Regions from separate parts of the Homo sapiens genome. Here region 2 is linked to region 1. A link is a contact called in ENCODE Hi-C data. All regions are on one chromosome and are shown on one strand. The core of a region is the stretch at or near the end of the contact, and the rest is flanking DNA. Distances in the headings are between cores, read along the strand shown. Region 1 has its middle 86 kb from the start of MIR466. Region 2 overlaps CMTM7 (CKLF like MARVEL transmembrane domain containing 7).

The links. A loop is a pair of places that touch in the nucleus more often than their neighbours do. Pooled maps may share reads with other maps.
Region 2: a loop to region 1 is called in a map with no recorded cell type, with 5 times the contacts of the local background. The contact joins two enhancer-like sites. A Hi-C loop is called at or near these places in 6 of 37 single-sample maps with no recorded cell type and 2 of 50 pooled maps.

Annotation. Positions count from the first base shown.
Region 1 is chr3:31,244,845-31,250,870 of GRCh38, forward strand. No RefSeq gene overlaps it. Among named protein-coding and RNA genes, the nearest start is that of MIR466, 86 kb to the left of the region's middle. RefSeq lists an enhancer at 697-766. Within about 2 kb of position 3,192, at least 2 of the 41 ENCODE cell types and tissues checked have a DNase peak (open chromatin) inside an H3K27ac peak, as active enhancers do.
Region 2 is chr3:32,433,654-32,439,679 of GRCh38, forward strand. The region is part of intron 1 of CMTM7 (CKLF like MARVEL transmembrane domain containing 7); the gene reads left to right. Among named protein-coding and RNA genes, the nearest start is that of CMTM7, 45 kb to the left of the region's middle. RefSeq lists an enhancer at 2,962-3,643. Within about 2 kb of position 2,843, at least 5 of the 41 ENCODE cell types and tissues checked have a DNase peak (open chromatin) inside an H3K27ac peak, as active enhancers do.

The sequences.
Region 1 (6,026 bases), core at 1,942-4,441:
TTCGAAGAAAAGTGTATGATCCAATAATTCTCCCCAAAGTAGGTTGTCAAAAGAAATATACTCTTAGACAGTAAACTGTACCCATTATCTATTGCCACAATAATGCTGCAAAGCAAGCAACCACAAAATCTCCGTGAGATAAAACAATAAACATTTATTTTTGTTCACAAGATTATGAGTTGTCTGGGGATTTCTGCAGATCTGAGCGGGGATACTTCACATGACTGTGGCCTTGTCCAGACAATTAGATTCACCTGACTGATCTCTATTTCTCTCGTCCTCCATCATCTTAGCTTGGTCTCAGAGTGGTAGCAGGGATACAAAGTTACTGGGTAGAGGAGGTAGATATGAGGAGGCTAATAAGGAGGACCATCAAAGCAATAATTCTCCTTGTGAATGCCCTCCAGCTATAGACCACCAGGAACACATCTAAAAATGTTGGGTTTATTACTCATTTCAGTGAGGGAGAATTCACACCGTGGGAAACCTTGAGTCTTGTTAGTGAGAGGGCATTACAAAGCATTTGTAGGATTTGTGTTTTGTGTTAAGTGATTTTAGTGTGTAGGGCTTTGGTTTGGATTGGCTGATGTCCAGAAGCAGGGGTATCTTATGAATGGGTATCTTAATAAATCTTATCTATCTAGAATGTGGGAAGACCAGAAAAGATTAACGCTGTACTTGGTAAAGAAGCAGCAATCCCTTGTATTAGCCATGAGAGGGGGATGGTTGGTCACTTCTGTGGCTTGTACAATGTACATGTTTTGTTGTGTTCAGACATGGTCATGAAGTGGTCTTGTCTTTGTCATGCTCCACCATCATCACAGAGTAGCCTGGTCTGACACTGATGCTCTGTGAAGTTATTTTCAACAGGAGAGCACTAAAGTCTAGCTGTGATGCCAGCCGGCTCCAAGAGGTCAGGCTGCTTTTCTTCTCATGTCACACACACACTCCCAGTTGGTTACCCTGGCAATTTTACTTAATGCTTTCATTCATCATAGCAAGAGGTGATTCAAAATAAATGAACTTGATTTTTTTTTTAAAAAAAAAAAAGCTTTGGTATAAAAGCACCAACAGTAAACACAGAACCCAGTTAAACACAGAGCTATATCTAAATGAATATTATAAATATGGTTATAATATATCAAAAGCGATCATGAAATGAGACATATAAGCCATATAATAATAGTTTAATAATAAGAATTTAGGTATAACCCCCAAATTATATTAACAAGAGTAAAGAATGAAAAATGGAGAGTAGGAGAAAGTTGAAATGTAGAGCATTTCTCATTTTAGAGAATGGGAGGTCAAAAGACAATGGTTCTTTTTCTTTTTTTTTTTTCCTCTATCAAGTTTGGAGAAATAAAGGTGCCATACGTTTTTGAAAAACTTAATGAAAACTACTTGTAGTGCTAATAAACAGAATGTGTACCTTCCAAATGATTACAGAAAATAAAAGCCACCCCTAAAAAATTGTAGCATCAGACAGAAAACAAAGAAACTAATCAAAAGCATTTTTTAAGCATAAAACAAAATGGCTGAAATAAGACCAAAAGTCTTACTCATTCATTTGTCTTCCCTCCTTTTCTTACCCCTGCTCTTGCCTTAGACCAGGCCCTGATCTGCTCTCTGTCTTCTAAAATACAGCATACAGCCTCCTAATCAGCCTCTCTCCCTCAGATCAGATCTTTGCAGAGCAGAGGCTGCACTCATGCTATCATTTGTAGAGTGGGGACATTGGCAAACTGTTGATTACAGGTGTGCAATGAGGAGAGAACAGAGATTAAGACAAGCATGTGAAGCTTTTGTAGCAATTTGACAAGCTATTTTGTGTCTGTTGAAACTAATAATTAATAATTGGTGCTTGCATTTTGTACCTTTTTATTACATTTTTCTAGTAACTCATTTTTTATTATAGTTTCTAAAAATATCAGTCTGTAATATATGAGAAAAGGCAGAAAACAGCTGGTCCTTCACCACGGATGGTTTGAGAAGCCCAGAGCATATCTAAGTGAATTCCATGGAATCTGTCACTTCTCTGCCCACAAACATTCAGTGGCTCCCTCCTGTTCCTAACAATGATTCTTCTTTTCCTGCCTCCACACTATTCCTATGGGCAACATTGCCTATCAGTCATGCCTCTTATTATACAGGGATTCTCAAAGGGAGAGGGCAGAGACGAAAATCTCAAACCTGGAAGGAAAGCAGTAGGAATGTGCACTTTGAAACATAAAACCCTAAAGATTTGGATACATCTGCAGTGTGTGTGTCCCCTTCCCTTCCTCCTCCGCTACCCTCAGGCCACACCTCCAGGCCCTCCCCAACAGCACCCCCAGAACTCAGGAGCTCAGAGATTGCACCCTGGACACACCCCGCAGTCCCCTGCCTGCCCCTTTTCTCTTCTTCCAAGACTGTCACCTCTCCCCTCCACCACACTCTGCTCCTTCTTGAAGCCCCAACTCAAAAGTCATGCTTTCCTGTTCCCTCCTTCCCAACCCCTCCCAGGCAAATTTTCTTGCTCCTTTGAGGCAAAAGCTCCATACACATACCTAACTTTGACACTGAGGCTTCAATTTTAGGGGTTTTCCTAAGGACAAAATTAGGGTTTATGTACAAATTTATCTATAAAATTATTAAATTCAGAGTAGTACAGGATTGGTTAAATAACTAACTTCTGTCCATACAATAGAATAATACACAGCTACTAAAAATTTTGAAGAAGAATGCATGTAACATGGAAATATGTTTGCAATGATCTGTTAAGTAAACAAGTAGATTATAAAATAAAATGTGTAGGTACATATATGGGAAATGTTTAAATGTTATTTAAATATAGTGATAAATATAAGCATAATATAGATCTAGTTACAGATAAAGACACACACACAGACAAAGGGACAGGCACAAATGTAGGCCAAGATACAAAGATGCATACAGATGCAGATACAGACCAAATGTGAAGAAGTGTTATTTCTGTGTTATGGGATTATAAGTAGTTCCGGTTTTTCTCTTTTTTCCTATCTGTATGTTCTACCAGAAATGTTGATTATTTTTTGCAATAAGAAAAAAAAAGTTAAAGAATTAATTGTTGCCCATGCAGGTTGCCATGGAGCTCTGCACAGTCTTGGAGGAAAGCACTTCCCCTTGTACCTTTGGTTGTTTACTTTGCCAGCTCCCACTGGATGTGGTCCCAGGAGGTAGAATCACCTGGCAAACACAGCATCCCAACACTGAACAGTCTCCAATGACACATTTGCAGAACTAAACTGAATGTGTTGAATTGCCCGAAGACAAACACTGAACAGTCAGGCATCCATGCCATTTCCCAGGAAACCAAAAATTGAATTGATCAAAATGACCAGGGCAGCTGGACTCATGAAACATGAGTCTTTAGTACTCACCTGTCTGGATGAAGTGTGAGTTGAACTTGGTCAAGGGAAACGTGAAAAAACCCTATTGGAAGTGCCCGTTAACCTTAATGGACACTGCATTAAGCAGCCCTCCCCAGCTGTGTTTGTGGAAGAAGCCTGGGCTGTGATGACTCATCCAGTGGGTATTGATTCTTTTCAGGTAGTTCAGAGGGAAAGTTTTTCGTGAAACTGCCTGGGAAATGGGGCAAGTCCCCAGAATGAGCATATTAGCAGATATGATTTTTCACTTAGTTTCTGTGTGTTTGTGTCTCTGTATAATAATAATGCTCTCTGAAACGTATAGACTGGCTTTCCCCTGAAGAGGATACAGTTCTTTCACACATATTGAGCCCAATTTTCCCATTTCTCAAGTTTCTCTCAAAGAGTGTGAGTACTTCAAGACACATTAGCTCTGCAAAGCGTCTGGACTTTTATTTACTGACAGACGGCTACTGCTGAAGGAATCAAGGCAGCTTAACGCCATCTGACTGTGTTGGCTTCCAGACACTCACAGCCTCCCAGGGCCTCTCATTCATCCTTATACATCATGTGTGAAAGAGCTAGCGGCAGGTAGAGCATCACACAATTATAGAGACAGAGGCACTGTGCATTGCCTAGCACTGTAAACCTATTCTAGTGAGTTGAATGGTGGCCTCCAAAAGGTATGTCCGTCCAGAGCCTCAGAACGTGTCCCTTATTTGGAACAAAGGTCTTCACATATGTGATTTGGGTAAGCATCTGAAGATGAGATCATCCTTGACTAGGGTGGACTCTAAATCCAATGGCCTGTCCTTATAGGATAAGAGAGGGAGAAATTAACACAGAAACACACTGAGAAGAAGGCCATGTGAAGACAGAAGCAGAGATTGGAGTGATGCTGCTATAAGCCAAGGACCTCCAGGAATCACCGGAAGCTGGAAGAGGCCAGGAAAGATTCCTAGAGCCCTTGGAAAGAGCACAACCCCATCTGACAATTTGACTCTGGCCTCTAAAACTGTAAGCAAACAACCTTCTGTTGTCTTCCGCCACCAAGTTCGTGGTTAATTTGTTGCAGCAAACCCAGGAAACTAATATATTAATAAAATCATGATTCTAGAGTATACTAAACAGATTGAAGAAATCACATGAGCTCATGGAACTATATGTGTGTTCACAAGCTTGCAAGCTTAGGCTTAATTTTTCAGCCCTGACTTTTTAAACATATACTCTCCCTCACTTGTGCCATGAACAAGTTAGGGCTAAAAATTATGATCCTAAAAATGGGCACCTGTTTTAAATAGGATTTGACTTTTAAAACATAAGAAGACAGGATGTTTCCTTTCTCTTCCAGCCCACCCTACCCTCCACTCACCCCTAGACACTATACATATCACCAATCTTGAAAGGTAATATGTGTAGGAGTTAAGAACATGGGTTATGGAGTCAACCAGACTTGCCTTTCCCTGGATTGCATGACCTTGGCCAAGTCACTTAATCTCTCTGAGTTTCAGTTTCTTTATGTGTATACTGGGATAGTGCATGTCATAAGCTTAGCACATGGCCAGGAATATAGTAGTCAGTATTGAAAGTGTTCAGTCAATACTGAAATAGATAAACAATTGCTAGACTGAAGGACAGATACATAAAGACTGAAACCAATAAGCAGCAGAAAGAAATATAATAAAAAACAGGACAGTACAGTATAGTACAGTATAATGCAATGCAACAAAACACAGTACAAGTCTGAATACCACTCCTCATCTCCCACTTCAATCTTTGGAGTTTGAAAGTAATAATTAAATTGTAGGAGTCAAAAACAGAGAAGTTGGATGGGTGGATAAAGCAGGTAGCACTGAATGGAAAAACCCAAGGAAAAAAACCTCTAAGGGTGCTCAGACTTGTTGGGGGATGGGCAGAGAGCCAGGACAAGCTATAGTCATGGGTACAGCTTCTAGTATCACTGAGGAATGCCCTCTCAAAGAAAACTGAGTTAGTAGATGCCAGATATCAGCAGTGGGAAGGAGAGAGAGCCACTGTGAGGCTGCCTTAGATCTTGGCCCATACTTGGAGGAGGAGGGGTGAGCAAGGAAGCTCTGCAGAAAGAAGCTGGAGGTGATTCACTAAATGCCCTGGGGCTGAGGGAGGAATCTTAAGGGACCACTTAGTATAGAAGTACAACAACCAGACTCAATGGCATCCTAGAAAACAGATTCCCACCAAAAATATCCTACAGAGCCGGCAAAAAGAGGCCACCATGAGAAATAGCAAGCTTTAAATGTCTATCAGTTTTGGCTAGCACTAAGACACCCAGCCAAGTGAGAAGACATCTCCCTCTGTGTCTTTTTCCTCCTCTCCCCCACATCACTGGGGAGTGAAACCATGCCTCTGTGGAGGAAGAGGGGATGAATCAGCAGAAAGCAGCAAGCCAGGACCACTCAGCCTTCTCCACCTGCAGGCTTCTACCCTGAAACAGCCCAATCCAGGGAAGGGGAAAAGATTTACTGCCAAGTTGAGATTTGTTTATTTCACAAGGAAGGGGATTCTAATCTCTGGATCAAAAGGAGACATAGGACATGAAATGATCATATGACTTTTACCTAAAACATAAAGTTGCAGTTTTAACACTATGCTAGTCATAAT
Region 2 (6,026 bases), core at 1,593-4,092, 1.2 Mb after region 1:
TCCTAAAGGCCTACAGACCAGTGAAGGAAGGAGATGGGCTTTTTAAATGCAAGAGTGTCATGGAGCTGTCACAGAGGATGGCAGGATGAGCCCAGGAACCATTCATTCACCCAGTGTTGAAGTTGGCATTTCAACCAATGGGGAAAAAGTGAGCTGTCCAGAAGATAGGTTAATACAATCGATTGACTGATTGGATACAATCAGAACCCTACTATTTGCCCTAGTTCATGCCATCTACAAAAATAAATCCCAGGCTGGGCGCAGTGGCTCACACCTATAATTCCAGCATTTTGGGAGGCCGAGGCGGGTGAATCACCTGAGGTCAGGAGTTTGAGATCAGCCTGGCCAACGTGGTGAAATCCTATCTCTACTAAAATACAAAAAAAATAGCTGGGCCTGGTGGTGGGTGCCTGTAATCCGAGCTACGTGGGAGGCTGAGGTGGGAGAATTACTTGAACCTGGGAGGCAGAGGTTGCAGTGAGCCGAGATCATGCCATTAAACTCCAGCCTGGGCAACAAGAGTGAAGCTCCGTCTCAAAAAATAATAACAATAATAATACAAAAATAAATCCCAGATGACTAAAGAACTAAAAATTGTATGTATATTTTTAAAGGAAGCAAATATTTATTTTTAATGTAGGGGACTATTTTACTTATTTATGAATTAGGTTCTCACTTCGTCACCCAGGCTGGAGTGCAGTGGCCCAATCACAGCTTACTGCAACCTCTAACTCCTAGGCTCAGGTGATCCTCCAGCCTCGGCCTCCTGAGTAGCTGGGACTACAGGTGCATACCACCATGCCTGGCCAATTTTAAAAATTTTTTTTTTTTGTAGAGATGCGGGTCTCACTATGTTGCCCAGGCTGGTCTCGAACCCTTGGCTTCAAGTAATCCTCCTGCCTGTCTTGGCCTCCCAAAGCACTGAGATTACACCTATTGCCTCTTTTCTTTTCTTTTTTTTTTTTTTTTAAGTAATTTTGAGATAGAAAACAAGACACAAAACCCAGAAACTATAAAAAATGATGCATAGATTTGACTGTATAAAAACTTTTAACTTTAGTCAAACAAAAGACTAAAAATAAAGGCAAATGAGAGATGGAGAGAATATATTTGCAATGTCTATAAGAGACTAAGTAAGTTAGTATTTAGAATATAAAGAGTTCTTTGAATCCATAATAAAAATGGAAGCAATAGAAAATTAGGCCAAGAACGTGAAAAGGCAGTAGCCAATAAACATATGAAAAGATATCCAATCCACTAGTAATTAAGGAAATGAAAATTTAAATAGTACGATACTATTTCCATTCTTTTTAAATACTGTTAATCTGTGTTGGCAAGATTCCCTGTGGAGGGAGACAGGTATCTCTTTTGGATAACATTTTGGTAATAAACAACAAAATCTTAAACGTGCATATGCTTTCACTCAGTAATTTCACTTCTAGGAGTCTATCAGAAATATTCATACAGAGACCAGGCACGGTGGCTCACGCCTGTAATCTCAACACTTTGGGAGGCCGAGGCGGGTGGATCACGAGGTCAGGAGATCGAGACCATCCTGGCCAACACGGTGAAACCCCATCTCTACTACAAATACAAAAAAATTAGCCGGGCGTGGTGGTGCATGCTTGTAGTCCCAGCTACACGGGAGGCTGAGGCAGGAGAATGGTGTGAACCCGGCAGGCAGAGCTTGCAGTGAGCGGAGCTTGTGCCACTGCACTCCAGCCTGGGCGACTGGGAGAGACTCCATCTCAAAAGAAAAAAGAAAGAAATATTCATACAGATACAAAGAAGTACATCTAATTCTTTGCAGCGCTGTTTGTATTAATGAAAAACTGGAGATGTGCTGAATGCCCACCAATAAAAGATTAAGTAGGTCATTCTCCACCAGAGGCAATTTTGCCCCCCAGGGGACCTACAGCAATGTCTAGAGACATTTTTGGTTGTTGTAAGTGGGCAGTGGGTAAAGGCTGGCATCTCGTAGGTAAAGGCCAGGATGCTGTGATAAGACCACCTATAGGACAGCCACCTACAACAAAGAATTATCCAGCCCCGAATGTCAGTAATGCCAAGGTTGAGAAACCCTGGGTTAAATAAAGCCACTGCCATACTGGGGAATACTATATAGCCAATGAAAAGAAAAAGGTAAAATTATATTTGTATGACATTAAAGATCTCTAAGATGTATCATTTTAAAACTGCTTTTTTGAAACTTAATATGTGATTCTTACAATATAAGAAAACAAAACAAGTGGATTTTAAAACTACTAAATATCACTTCCCCTCCCCAGAGGCAAGTGCTGTTACCAGCTTCCTATGTGTCCTTCCAGAATTACCCCCAGCATGGACAAACATAGAATCTGGTTTTCGGTATGCTGCAAACAGGTGACTCTGCTGTGCAGTTACATTCAGAAACCAGTGGTGCATCATTGAGCTGCCCAAGGCCTGGAGCTCAGGACCCCGGACATATTTCCTAGATTATTCTCCCTCCCTTGGGTTTCTATGGCATTTTCATTTATAGATACAAAACAAAACTATGTGCTGGGGGGAATAGGAGCATGGGCAGGACTCTGGAGCAAGATTCTGATGTTGGTGAGTGAGACAGGACCTAGAGGAAGCCATGGGGCAGGTTTCTCAGCCAGTGGGTGTCAATGAGATTGCACAAAGGCTATTAGATGATGGTGACTTTAACAGGGAGGCACGGGTGAATCTCCTTACACTCAGTGCAAAATTCAGCCAAAGTTGGGAGCATACCACATTCCTCTTCCTGTCTGCCACTGCCAAGCAGTCATTTATGGGCCCACTAACATTTACAAATGCAGGTTCCAGGCACTGCATCCTCATCTGCATCTCTGACTTTCTGAACAAGCCTGGCTTTCATCTCCTGGGGATTTCCTGGAAAGCCTCTTAGAGTTGGGTCTGAGGCTTTTGATGTTAGCTTTCATCAGTTACTTCTCCTGCTCCTGCTTTCTCTCACTGAAGTATCATTCCAAGGTCAGATGCAGGGACAGTGGGGTTGGGTGACCTACCAGCATCCAGTCCAGGGCTTCCAAAAGGAAAGGTGTCTGGTGCCATCTTTAGCCAGACACAGGCACACTCAGTGGACCAGACTTGGCAGAGGCACGAGGGCTCAGGTCTGCTGAGGAAATGTTCCCAAGCATGGGTGGCAGGAGACAGGGTCCTGAGACCACCAGACACCTCCCCAGCCCAATCAGAAGCCGACGTCTCTTGAAAACTGCCTCTTGAGTTTTCTGTAGAGATTTTTCATCGTAGACCTCAAAATCTCATTTCTTTCTGGAAGGATGCTCAGCCAGGCTGAGAACCTGGGCAAACTTTCTGGCACCTGGCTGGTTGCGGGTGTACACTCAAGCTGCAACCAGACTAGTTTGGTTCCAGAGTCCTCAGGGGACCATCACTTTTCTCAGATCATGTCAGCTTCCTTCATCTCTTGTGAAATTTAAACCCTCTGCTCCTTCCAAAAAATCATGTCTTCTTTCTAGTAAGAATTCTGACAGAATGGAGTCAGAAAGGACACAGGTTCCAGGGAGTGATGTTTCTTATCTGGAATTCTAATTCCAGTGATTCTGTGGTATCATGGCTGGTCTGTGGGACCCTTGCTTTGAGTTGAGGGCTCTTGCAGTGTTACTTTTAAACCCCTGGACATGGCTGGGCACCGTGGCTCACACCTGTAATCCCAGCACTTTGGGAGGCTGAGACGGGTGGATCACTTGAGGTCAGGAGTTCGAGACCAGCCTGACCAATATGGTGAAACCCTGTCTCTACTAAAAATATAAAAATTAGCCGGCCGTGGTGGTGCACACCTGTAGTCCCAGCTACTCAGGAAGCTGAGGCAGGAGAATCGCTTGAACCCAGAAGGCAGAGGTTGCAGTGAGTGGGGATAGCGCCACTGCACTCCAGCCTGGGTGACAGAGTGAGACTCTGTCTCAAAAGAAAAAAATAGGCCGGGCGCGGTGGCTCACGCCTGTACTCTCGACACTTTGGGAGGCCAAGGCATGCAGATCGCAAGGTCAGGAGATCGAGACTCTCCTGGCCAACATGGTGAAACCCTGTCTCTACTAAAAATACAAAAATTAGCTGGGCATGGTGGCGCATACATGTAATCCCAGCTACTTGTGAGGCTGAGGTAGGAGAATCCCTTGAACCAGGGAGGTGGAGGTTGCAGTGAGCTGAGATGTTGCCACTGCACTCCTGCCTAGCGACAGAGTGAGACTCCATCTCAAAAAAATAAAATAAATAAAATAAACCCCTGGACATTTATGTTAGATATTTTATTTTTATGACAGTTCAATATAAAAGAACAAACCGTTACGAGAGGAGCTAGAAGGCACCTTAAGAGGCAAGTGAACCCTTTGGACAGCATCACTTTGAAGTTACTCTACACAGAAACATCTGTCTTCCAGGAGCCTCCCAGCTGCTTCACTCCGTCCTGAAGTCAGAACCCCTACCTCCAGTCCTCTCTGAATTCAGGCGTGTTTGTGCATTTGCTTTTCTAACTGGGAACACGAAGACACCTGAGAGGGTTGGAGCTGGCGGGAGGAGGGCAGGGATAAACACCCCAGCGCCTTTTCCCCACTATTGTCTTGTTCTTTCTTCCACTTCACCTTTGCTTTCTTTTTTAACTTGTATATTAAGTTCAGGGGTACTTGTGTAGGTTTCTTATATGGTAAACTTGTGTCATGGGAGGGGGTTGTTGTACAGATTATTTTGTCACCCAGGAATTAAGCTTCTAAATAATTCAGGGGGCCCCAGCATTTGCAGAAGTTACCTACTGGCTTTAGAAGAATTTCTGAAAAGTTTGATGTCAGTCAAATCTTTTTTTTTTTTTTAACTTAATATGCTGGCTAAGATGCTGGCTATTTAAAGTTGGAATGAATGAATCCCTGGGCAAAAAGGAAGCTTTTAGGAGCACGCATAAGCACACACCATACTCTGGCTAAATTAGATTTTCTAAAATTGGGCTTTCCTAAAGAAAGTCATATGGTAGATGGCCATAGGCCCAGTGAACCGAATTCAGAAAGTGTTATTTCATGAGCAAGTTTCCCAGAAAGGTTCGAGATGTTTCTGATAGAGCAGGAATGTACTTCCTACTACACAGTACTCAGCCCTGGAGGCTCAGAGCAGGAAGACCTGACCTGCACAGGCCCCTTTTGTTGGCTGGGAAACTTCCACATCCCTGTGTCACCATGAAAAAGAGCTAACTTTGTCTTCAACGACGAGTTGGAAAATTATTTTAATCTCTGCATTAAACTAGATGCAAAATTGCCTCTCTACCTAGGAATCACGCTGCATAATCCCACATTATCTGCATTTTCAGTCATGCCTTGAATAATGATACTTGAGTTCTTGAGGAGGTCATTGTGGGGCTGGGAAGACCCCTAGACTTCCCCATGTAGATGTGGCCTGGAAGTAAGACTAACGTAGCAGCAAAGCCCTGGCGATCATGCACACTCCTGAGTAAGGCAGAGGTGTGAATCATTATATCACCATGGCTGGCTAGCTTCAGAGGAACCGAAAAAATGAAAACACTTGCGTTGCTCATTAGCAAAGGGAAATACACAAATGTTGAGGGACTCTTTGTGTCACAGCCACACTCTTCTGTTTCGATCTGGTAAGCAGAGCACTCTCCATACCTGCTTCAAGCTTCCAGCTGAGAGTTCTCTTTTAGCTGTTGTACCTATTGCTGAGGATCTTGATAGTGGGCTAGCAACAAGGGGCTTTAGAAAATAAGAGCATTTCAGCATCAACTGTTTTAACTGGAGTAAGATCCATTTTGTGATTTGATTTGATTTTTATTTTTTTAGAGACAGACTTTCACTCTGTCTTGCAGGCTGGAGTGCAGTGACGTGATAATAGCTCACTGCAACCTCAACCTCCTAGGCTCAATTGATCCTCCCACCTCAGCCTCCCAAGTTGCTGAGACCACAGGTGCATGCCACCACGCCCAGCTAGTTTTTGTATTTTTTGTAGAGACAGGGTCTTGCTTGTTGCCCAGGCTGGTCTCAAACTCC